Regions from separate parts of the Homo sapiens genome. Here region 1 is linked to region 2. A link is a contact called in ENCODE Hi-C or POLR2A ChIA-PET data. All regions are on one chromosome and are shown on one strand. The core of a region is the stretch at or near the end of the contact, and the rest is flanking DNA. Distances in the headings are between cores, read along the strand shown.

Region 1 (5,284 bases), core at 2,629-5,128, 290 kb before region 2:
GTACCATGACACTAGCCTAAGAATAATTAAGGCAGTTAAGCAGAAATGTAAATTTTCACCTTCCCAGCTGTCACTGAAAACATGTTTACCCATGTAGTGAAAATAACTAAGAGTAAAAATTTAAACAAACTCTGGAAGAGCAATTGCTAAAAGAAAACAGAGTCAGACCATAGAAAGTCTGATGCAAACAAGAGGAACAGTGACAATACATAGTTGCTACTCCAAACCAACAGAGGAAAGAATTATGCTACAAGAAAAAAGAAAGGATTCCAATAAGAGATAAGTTAACACAACTGGAAATGAATGCTCTCTATGAATAAGCCCTCCCTGAAAATGTTTCTGGATGCAATATTCATTCCTGGCACAGGAAGTAACCAAATGTCACCCAAATGATCTGGAAATTAATGTCACCTCCTAGTATATTCTTTATTTTCAAGGAAACAATATACCCTCAGATTTATTCTGCCTAGAAAATCCACTTCAGAAAATGAGACAAGGGAGTAAAAGGTAAATATGCACAAGCAGCTTCACTGCCTAGGTCTGACTGAGTCAGGGTGGATTGCAGATAGAAAGAGCAAGAAGTGCCACTTTGCACATTTTCTGTCTTTTCTGTCTGCTTGATGCTGCTGCCAGTTAATGTTAGAGGAGCAGGACTCCCGTTTGGAGCTGCTTCCCTTGGACTTTGGTGGGTCCACCCCTCACAAGCACAGCTGGCAGGCACTGTTTGGCATTGGTCTTCATAGAGCAGCCCATCAAACCTGTTTGCAAATTCCACCAGGGGACAGAGTGGCTTTTCAAACTGTCAACTCCCTTGGCTTTGAGCTCTAACACTCCGTCTGCAACATCATTCTCTGCTAAGTGGAAGACATGCAGACAGGATGACATGTCCCAACACAGGTCTGGTGTCCCAGAACTGCTCTGATGGCATGCTATTTCCGCACAATGAGAACACATGGGCCTTTGTGCAGTGTGCATCTGGAAAACTTCCCAGAGCATGCATCTGCCCTCTGATTTACACCTTGCAGAATAAGGCTGACCGGTGGGAAAGCGACCGAATCTATAAGCAGTGGGTGGGCTGTGTTCCCTCCCCCTACCCCTACCTCCTTCTTATTCTGAGAAACAATCGTGGGTGTTCCTATCTCCCCAAAACTCCCTGCCCTGAAAAAGAAAGGGAAAAAGCTGCTTCCTGGCTGAATAAAGCTGAAACACCTGTGTGCCAGAAATACACAGATGTAGACGGGCACAGCATTGGTGCAGATCCATCTGCCCAGCGTGCTTCACTTGGTGGTTAGAGTGGTATCCAATTAGGATGGGAAACCCACACCAGAAGAAAGATTCCTTTGGTCCTCATTATCCTCATTCCCTTACAATTCTTCTCACATTTCTCTCTCTCACTAATGCTTTACCCGAGGATGAATATACAATGCCAAAAACAACCCTTGCTTAAAAAGCCCTGAAAGGCAATTCTATTTCAGGTGGTATCTTCCCTTCATCATTATTCATCCTGCCTTTTTACTTTGGGCTAGAAGGACAAATGGAAAGAAAAACAATACAATAGTCAGTGCAAACTGAACCTTTGTCAGAAAATGTGTGTCTTTTATGTTACAGCTGTGAACTGCTCATGTGAAATGTGTGCTGAGTGTCATTCATTCCAAAAATATTTATTAAATACTAACATGCCTGGTTTTGTGTTAAGTCCTGGAGGTATGGCACCTGGCAAAATGGCCTCACCAGAACTCACTGATGAATGCAGTAAAAAATACCTGCATCGTGTATTGCAAAAACAATGTAACATTTAATATCATTGCCGTTTTTATTCTCCTGCTTTTATCTATAGCATTATTTATTTTTCTCTCATATAGGGCAATTTCCACAGAGAACATATTGAGTCTAAATTGCTCAGTACAGTGTCTATCATGGTGCAGGCAACAAGCAGCTGGTCTGGGAGAATAAGATATTCAGAGTTGGATGCTTTCATAGCCGTTTAAGCTGTGGGTATTACCCAAATGAACTTTCTATACAGCTTTGGAAAATGGACTGGAGTATGGAAGTATCTGGGTGTGGGGAAGAGACAGAAGTTATTCATCAGGATCTCAAATAGATCGATTTTTGGACAACAATTGTCTGTTAGGGTTTTTTTTTTATCCTTTTAATTTTGAGATAATATTAGGCTCATAGGAGTGTTGCTAGATAGTACAGAGAGTTCCTGTAGGCCTTTCACTCTGCTTCTCCTAATATTAACATCATATATAACCACGGTACATTGATCTAAACTAAGAAATTAACATTGATACAATACTATTAACTAAATGACACACTGTATTAAAATTTCAGTAGTTTTTCCACTAATGTCCTCTTTCCATCCTAAGATCTAATCCAGGAGGTCACATGGAATTTAGGTTTTGCTTGGTGTTAATTGAGCTATTTCTCTACTCTCGATGTCCTATTGATATGATATCACCATTTTTGAAAAGAAGTTCTCACCTTCGAATCTGTAAAATGCTAGAAAGGAGATAGGAAAGAAGGTAAAGTGGGAAACAATGGGAAAATTTTCTTTTATTTTTTAATTTTCAATCTACCTGCAGGGAGAACAGCATGACTTAGGAACATGGTTTTTCTGACCCTCCCTATCTTTTTAGCCCTGAGAAAATAAAAGATCAAGTACTCTCTTTAGAAGATAACCTTGTAAATCTCTAACGGCTCAACAGCCATTTAGTCTGATGCAGCCCTGGATTGCTATTTCCATTTCACAGATGGGGAAAATGAAGCCCTGCCCTGCTGAATGATTGTTTAGGATCACAAAGCCCTGACTTACCTATAATAAAACTAAGACTAAGACTTACAAGGGGAATGGGGGAATCCAGCTCAGCCCTGAAGTCTCTCTCAGTGGTTAACCCTTATTATAAGAAATGGCATTTATTTGTCAGGATATAAGAACAATGTTTTTACAAGGAAAAGTTTGGAGCAATAACCGAAAATAAAGTCCCTTAGTACATCTGGGGGAATGGGGAAGCATTCTATATTACTCTAGCAATGAACTCTGGCTACTGCTGAGCTAAACTCTAAGTTGCAATTAGTTTAAGCTGCAAACATCAAGCACCAAAGGAATGCTGGGCTTTCATAGGTGCAATGTTTTCAAGCCAGTGACTTTATACTATGGAGGCATATTCTGAAAAGGCTGGCAGCATTCTAGACCCAGGAACCTGAGCTACAGACATCAAAGGGATTCACTTCTTAATTCTGGACATTTGTAAAGTCCACCAGAAGCAAACATGCTGGAACTTCAACAGCAGGTATTACACTGACTGTAAAAATCATCCATCTTAGTCAAAATTACAAACAGGTCTCCTTGTCTCCCTCCTCCCCACTCCATCCATCCCTTTCCCTCACGGTAAAAGAATCAACATGAAGCAAAATGTGTTCATTCCTCTGTACCAGTAACGATGCTGCCAGGGAGGGGGACTACTCCCTGGATCAAAGAGGCCTCTCTCACAGGGCAGTGTGTGGTGAAGGAACATTACTCCACAGCCCCTCTCATTCCCTTTCCCTCTCTCTTGCTTTTTCTTTCTTTCAACATTAGGCATTCTTTTATAGTTTCAAATTAACATTAAAGTACAATAACAGTGATTCATGGCTGTGATAAACAAAAAAATAGGGATACCTTCACAATAAAACTCTGTAAAATGCACAAACTGACACGTTTTAAATGACTCTTTAGTAACAGGGGAGAAAAAAAGCATATGAGGTAAATCCTTCACTGAGTAACTCACCAGGGAGACTGGTAAAAATAAATTGCACAGCTCTAATTTTCCTAGCAGCTTCCATGCTATTCTTTGAAACTGAGTACGAACCCCTTGGCCTAATCCCAAGAGCCGATCTATAGTAAATAGTGCACACTTAAGCCTAAGTTCCTTTTTAGCACCATTCAGACAGTGACTTCAGCCGCAGAGCTTAGTCATAGCAGACATTTTTGTGGTGAAAGCATTAAACCCACATGCAGCTCTCTTTCTGTGGCCACTGGGGGTCATGCTCCCTTCCCATTAGCTGAATAAATCATAAAGTCGGCTCAGACCACCCAAGGAGTGCGACCAGCAAGCCACAGGCGATGCCTACAGCCGGTTATTTCTTTTCAGAATCTACAGGGGGAAAAAAGCAGAAAAAGAAAAACAAGAAAAAAAAATACACTGCAAAACAGACTGCCTGTAGGAAATCATTTGAGTTTTTAAAAATGTGATCTCTTTGAGAGTAACCCAGTGTTTTCTTGTTTACTTATTTATTTTTTAGTTAAAATCAGGGAGCCTGATTTAAGAAGAAAAGTAGCCATTGAAAAAATAAAGTCACATGCATGCCTTTTGTCATATGCTGGAGTTTGCTGACCAAAAAAAGAAAAAAAAAATCTTCTCTGTGGATTTTAAATTAAGGAAGGCCACCCTGTGTGGCCAGGCTCTTCAGGTGGTTCCGATAAGACACAATGCAGATGCAACTGGGGGGCCCTGCATCCGGCTAGCTTACGTAGCCAAACGGGATTTAACGAGGAAGCAAACGTGTTGTCTAATGTTCCCTGTGTCAAATGATTCACTCCGCCCAGGAAAGGGATGGGGTCCTGGAGGAAGATCTGCAAGTCACAAGTTCCCATCAATCAGTAAATAAGATAAGAAATAGGAATTTTAAACATAACTATTAGCAGGCAACTGCTATCACATCCACACACTGCAGCTCATTATGTTAAATAGTCTCTTCGGGGAGTGTAGTGCGGGGGAGAGGAGCAGAAGGGGGCAGAGTGGTGAGAAAGAAGAATTTTTTTTTACATGCATTTTTAAAAACTGTGCTTTATTTTAGATAAGTCTGTAGATGTGCTGTAATTTTAAATAACTGTAGAAGTCTAACAGGCAACTAAAATTGTGACACCCCCTCACAACCCCATAACTATTACCCTACCTCCAAGTAAAGTCTAGCCAGAAAGAAAGTATATTTGAGGTGGGTTCCAGTGATTTCCTCAGGACTCTGGGACAGGTAGCTGTTAGGATCTTGAAGGAATTTGAAGCTGAGTGGTGATCCCTTTTGTGTCCATGAACAGTCTCCCTAGTGTGTATTTGATAAACTTCAGTATGTGATCTTGTAAACTGGTTATTTAGGAAGCACTCAAATTAACACACTATATTTACCCTTTGTTTAACTTCAGAACAATGTAGGCAATTTCTTTACCAGTGTCCACACAAAGCTCTGCCTAAAATCTTTAAAGCCCTCATCTGCAGTGACCCCCTTGCTGCTCAAGAAAGGACAG
Region 2 (5,875 bases), core at 2,907-5,406:
AAATATGAGCTCCATTTTAAACCTTTAAAAATTATCAACTCAATCAAGATCAGCCACTCAGCAGCATTTATTGAGAGGCCGGTTGCTCTACTATGAGTCTAAACTAAACTATGTTGGCGTCTCCAAAGAAGGAAATGCAATTCCTGCCCTTCTGGAGATTATAATCTCATGAATATTCAACTTGCACATATAAAAACATCTCAGGTATTTACCAATGATGCACAAAAGAAAATAAATAAAATGTATCTATATGCTTTTTAGATGAAGTGCAATGCTTGAAAGGCCATTCAAACTAGAATAATTCTTAGAAGAGGTTGCTGTTAAGCCAGAATTTAAAGAAAGAGACAAAGATGGATAAGTATAAGGTAGGAAAGAAAGAGCACTTGCAAAAACAAAAGGAAATGACAAATACATGGCACTAACTTAATTAGTTACCTGGAGTGTATAAACTAAAAATCTACGAATTTGGCCTCTAGCCTTTCCATTCTGAGTTATCTATTCTGCACTTCTCCTCAAATGTATCAAATTATATTCTGAACTCAAAAGATCCTATACTTTAAACAGTGGTTGGAGTCACTTCGTACTCCTTCCAAGTCATCCTAAGTCTCAACTGAAATGTCATTTTCCCAGAGAAGTTTTTTCCAGTCACTTAATCTGAAATAGGTGTGCTTTGTTATTCTGTACCTTAGCATTTCTTTCATACCTTTTACCACAATTTATAACTGTAATTTTATTTGTGACCTTATCATTTGTCTTCTATACTAGATTATTAACTACCTAGAAGCAGGGTGTTTGCATTATTTTTCAGTACTATATACATACTGTTTAGCACGGTGCCTGACACTTAATATATATTTGTTGAAATGGAATTAAATAGTACATATTTCTGTGAAGGCCAGAAATCCATACATAAAACTGATTCCAAAACTCAAAATAATTTTATTTCAAACACTTAACAAAGTTAAATTGTCCTCACTTCTGATACACAAAAATGTATATTCATATAACTCTCTTGATATATACATATACATACAAACATAATTCACATACATGGTAATATTCTGACCTTTACCTCTGAAATTAATTTCAATTTGTGTCATATATTTCATTTTTTACAATAAACTAAATACGTTCATAAAAATAATTAATTCTTCTAAAGTAGGGAATATAACCCTGGATAGGACCAGGGTATGAGGGTGGGATGGTCCGAGCTGGTGCCAGCTCATACAAGATGCATTGGTGCACATTTTAAAAAGGACCCACATCCTCTGGGTAGACACAGACACACAACAACATAAGCTCTGCTTGGTGAATGGAGCCTGGGCAGGACTTCAGCTCCCACTTTATGTGCTCTTGCACAGGGCATGACCTATGCATAGGTGGCAGTCCTGGAGAGGGTTGCTCAGTGGTGGTGTGAGCAGAAGATGTGATCTAGCCACCCTTGGGCTGTTCCACTCCTTGCTGGAAAGGGCCGATTTGATTTGTCTGGATTATTTTGGTCAACAAGGGGTCCCTTCTTCTTTTCACCACTCTGTCGGTTTAGCTGAAGAGGAAGACCTCTCCAATGAAAGAGGACCATTTTTCACGTTCAAGTGTATGCATGGCTATCCTCTGCTTCTTCAGCCTCCAAGGGGGCTTTTAAGGTTTAATCTAAAGAAATAACCCTGTATTGATTCTTGATTCCTAAGAAATTATGCTGTCAGTCTGGTTGTAGGCAAGGGTTGCAATTTTCCCTCTGGAAAAAACAAATCAGAAGTTAGTCCATTTGTATAACACTGCTTAGTAACTGTTTAGAAATTATATCAGTAACACTAAGAATAAGCTCAAGCTATCTCCTAAGTGACCCAATTTATTGACTTTCAGGACAAACAGTATATGAAATCAATTCTAATTTCCATATATCAAGAAATAACAAGCATGTCTTATTTCAGTAATCTTTTATAAACTTTCTATATCTTAGGGTCGTAGGTTATAACAGATGCATAGTATTTTAAAACCAAAATAAATTTACCTTTAAGTGGCCTTAGTATAAGCCATAAGAAAGGCCTGTTTCAAAACTACTAACAGGAATTTATCAGAGTAGGAGCTCAAACTACTGAAATACGATTTTAGAAGGACTTTTATTTTGGAAAAAGAATATAAAACTGGAATTTGGGAAGAAAGGGTTAGATAGTGGAAAGCACCCCAGATTGGATCCGAGTCCTTATTCTCAAACTACCTAATGAGATGAAATTGTGCAAGTGATTTAAATTTGATGAGATTCATCTGGAGATCTATTAATGAGTTTAAAGTCTTAAAGTGCTTACTGCTTTCTGATTAATTTTATATTAAAAGTCCTCAAAGCAGAAAGAATGTCAGATAAAAAAAAGTATGTGAGATCCAAAGTGGACTTACAATCACATGCATGAAGAAGTCATGTGTATACAACAGCCCCTGGGGAAAATGTTAAATATGTCATGGGGGCTCTACATTTAGCTGAGGACTGGGCCAAACATCCTAGCAGATTCTTTTCAGTTATTCTGATGTGTCATCTCTTTGGGGAAAAACCTAACTTCACTAATATCCAGGCTCAGGAAGTGAAAAAGACAGAAGCCTTACCTAGCCACTGTGACCAGAAGTGATTAATTTAATCAACTGCCCACCTCAACCATCACCAACTTTTGCAATCACTTGGCGAAATCAATGTCCAACAAGTGAAGCAAACCCAAATGTGGTGAACATTCCTCCATTGCCAAAATGGGACAACTGCCTTATCTCCTCATCAAAGCCCATCTTCTGGGAAATCAGCTTCTCTGTTAAATACCCAAGTGGGCTAGAAGCGCATTTTGTGGGCAACCCTATAGAAGCTCGTCCTGATGCCAACTTGCAGGGATCCAGTAAACCTCAAGTCACCGCTCCTGATAACGTAGACATCTTTTTAGACACACTATTTACACAGACTTTGTCTAGCTGGGGAAAAGGTTAATTTACTTGTATACACGGGGATAAGTAGAGCACAGCGCTTCTGGATGCCCTCAGACTTGCATCTAATTCTTTCTCCAGATCTAACGCCTCTGTTTCTACACCCAGGGGAACCTCTCCCCAGGGACTGCGCGCGCGTGCGTGCAGGTGTGTGTGTGTGTGTGTGTGTGTGTGTGTTTGTGTGTGTTAAAACGAACACTAATTCCGCGCCCAGCTTCTCTCTCCGTCCACCTGCGGCCCAAGAACTTGTGTTCCCAGATGGTACCAGCGGGGCCCGGCTTATTCCCGAACACATGTGGGGACCTGAAAGGGGCGTCGGGGACTAACCCGCCCAAACCGTGGCAAACACTCTGGGAGGCCGACTTGGGCTTGGCCTGTGGCCCGACACACCGCCCCACTCCGCGCACACGCGTCTGTGCCACTTCAGTGGCTTGCAGGACCTCCGGCGAGGATGAGTCTCCAAACCATCTCAGCCTACTCAACGGCATCTGGGATGTCCCCCTGCCTCTAAGTCAGACCCCAAGAAAGATCTTTGAGGACTTGAGCTTCACGTTGAAAATCAGTGTGGAAAATGGGGGTGTCAGTGCGGCTGGGGGAGACAAAGGGGCCCAAAAGCTCCCTCCCGTCCGCTCCAGCCCACTTAGTTCACCCTCCCACGGGGCGAGGGGCGGGCCGGGGGGCTGAGGTGGGGATGGCCCTGGAAGGGGTCCCTCCCTTCCCACCTCCTACGGCCCACTCTTACTTACTTTCTTTCGGAGCCTCAGCTTGGCCGCCTTTAGCCCAGGCAGTGCGGAGGGGAAGCGGGGAGGAGAGAGGAGCCTGCGGGCTGCAGCAGCCGGGCAGTCCCGGAATCTCCGGACTGCGTCCCTGCCCCAAGCCCGCCGGGAACCCGGGCCGTGGACGCCCCCACCCGGGGGCCGCGGCGAGGCGGGCGCGCGGGGTTCAGCACCCTCGAGGCTGGTTCCGAAGGCTCGCGGCCCTCCCCCTCCGTCCGCCGCCGTCGCGGCTAGCCGCCCCTCCCCGCCGCAGCAGGGAGGCCGCCGGGGCCCGGGGGACGCGCTCGCGCGGGGGCCGCCCCCTCCCCTTCCCTCCACCCTGGGCGGGGGCGCGCGAGAAGCGGTGACGTCAAGGGGCGCGCTGTGGCAGCACCTCCCCGCGCGCTAGTTAAAAAGAAGAAGAAAAGAGGGAACGAAACATGAGAGGCTGTGTGAGAAGCTGCAGCCGCCGGCAGAGGAGACCTCAGCATCATCTAGAGCCCAGCGCTGGCCCTGCCTCCGCCTGCCCCGCCGCCGCCGTCGCCGTTTCTGTTCCTGCTACTGTCCCACCTAAACAACTCCCGTTACACGGACAAGTGAACATCTGTGGCTGTCCTCTCCTTTTCTTCCTCCTCTTCCAACTCCTTCTCCTCCTCCCACTTCCCAGCCGCAGCAGAAAGCCCCCAACCCAACTGACACTGGCACAACTGCAAACGGTGTCATCCGCACAACTTTATCTCGCTCCTCGGGCTCCCCTAAGGCATTGGACCCATCGCCGCGTCTTTTATTTTTTGCAAAGTTGCATCGCTGTACATATTTTTGTCCCCGCCACCTCCCTCTGTCTCTGGAGTGCCCTACAGCCCCGCAAACTCCTCCTGGAGCTGCGCCCTAGTGCCCCTGCTGGGCAGTGGCGTTCCCCCCCATCCTCCCGCGCCCAGCCCCTGCTGCTCTGGGCAGACGATGCTGAAGATGCTCTCCTTTAAGCTGCTGCTGCTGGCCGTGGCTCTGGGCTTCTTTGAAGGAGATGCTAAGTTTGGGGAAAGAAACGAAGGGAGCGGAGCAAGGAGGAGAAGGTGCCTGAATGGGAACCCCCCGAAGCGCCTGAAAAGGAGAGACAGGAGGATGATGTCCCAGCTGGAGCTGCTGAGTGGGGGAGAGATGCTGTGCGGTGGCTTCTACCCTCGGCTGTCCTGCTGCCTGCGGAGTGACAGCCCGGGGCTAGGGCGCCTGGAGAATAAGGTAGGCACTCACCGGCTTCACGGATGCGTACTTGGCATATTGGCTGGGTGGGGTTCCCTGTGGCTCTGGCAAAGCCGGTGGTTGTAAGAAGGTCAAAACTTCTTTGGGGGAGTTCTTTCCATAACTTTTCTATAGCGCTAACGTGATTCCGTTGTGTGTTCCTCTGGGGTAAGCAAGTAGCATTTCCTCCCCCAGAGTCCGCGGTCGGGATGCTGTGCAAACTTGCCTATCTCTGAAAACAGACGTTTCTGCGGTACCCGCACCCTGGGCTGGGTAAATATTTTAAAAGAATCGCGATGAACAGTGTGTTTTGGATCGAATGGGGCATTGGCTGCGGTGAAACTGTAAATTAAGGTGGCTGTGGTTTCCGGCTTATTTTTCTAGGGTAAAAAGATTTGTGCTGTTTTCTCCACGTGCTCGGTTAGGGAGAGGATTGAATCGTAAAGGATGTTGAAGCATGGTTGGTTTATGATCCCCAGCCCCGTCAGAGGGGGGTGTCTTGCATTACATTAGTTAAACCAACAGAAAGGAACTCCTGGTCCTCCGGTTAGGGACCTGAAAAAAACTGGCGAAAGATTTTGCTGGGGCGTTATTTATCACATAAAACTGAGACGATTCTCCGTCATTTTGTAACATTATAAATTCAGACTTTCAGGGTCAGTTGGTGTCTTGGAAGATCTACTCTAAGAATTTGTTTTAAGAGTAATGGCATTTACGTTATCCTTGTGTTAATAAGTTTAAATACTAACATGGTGTTTGTTGACTGTAAAGGCACGCTTGTTTTTGAGTTTGCAATATCGTTCTTGCCAGGAGATGCAGTCATGGGTGGTATCTACTGTACTCCAAGGAATCATTGCTGGCTCACATCATTAACAATCACTGCACGTGAAATAAACAATCAGGTGTCTTTGCTCCCCCTC

The links. Hi-C counts contacts between places; a loop is a spot of excess contacts on that map. ChIA-PET counts read pairs that join two places held with the same protein, here RNA polymerase II (POLR2A). Pooled maps may share reads with other maps.
Region 1: a map of endothelial cell of umbilical vein shows a loop between it and region 2 (8-fold over the local background). The contact joins the enhancer-like site here to the promoter of HHIP in region 2. A Hi-C loop is called at or near these places in 2 of 168 maps with a recorded cell type or tissue (chondrocyte and endothelial cell of umbilical vein), 9 of 37 single-sample maps with no recorded cell type and 6 of 50 pooled maps. POLR2A ChIA-PET finds 5 or more read pairs at or near these places in 1 of 52 experiments (PC-9).

Annotation. Positions count from the first base shown.
Region 1 is chr4:144,352,578-144,357,861 of GRCh38, forward strand. All of the region lies in intron 2 of LOC105377462 (a long non-coding RNA gene), which reads right to left. Among named protein-coding and RNA genes, the nearest start is that of GYPA, 210 kb to the left of the region's middle. RefSeq lists an enhancer at 3,084-4,990 and a silencer at 3,867-3,936. Within about 2 kb of position 3,879, at least 3 of the 41 ENCODE cell types and tissues checked have a DNase peak (open chromatin) inside an H3K27ac peak, as active enhancers do.
Region 2 is chr4:144,642,000-144,647,874 of GRCh38, forward strand. It overlaps HHIP (hedgehog interacting protein), which reads left to right and starts at 4,157. Exons shown (of 13, transcript NM_022475.3): 1 at 4,157-4,955. The coding sequence starts at 4,677. HHIP-AS1 (HHIP antisense RNA 1) reads right to left here and starts at 4,020. Exons shown (of 2, transcript NR_037595.1): 1 at 3,708-4,020; 2 at 917-1,735. RefSeq lists an enhancer at 4,122-4,687.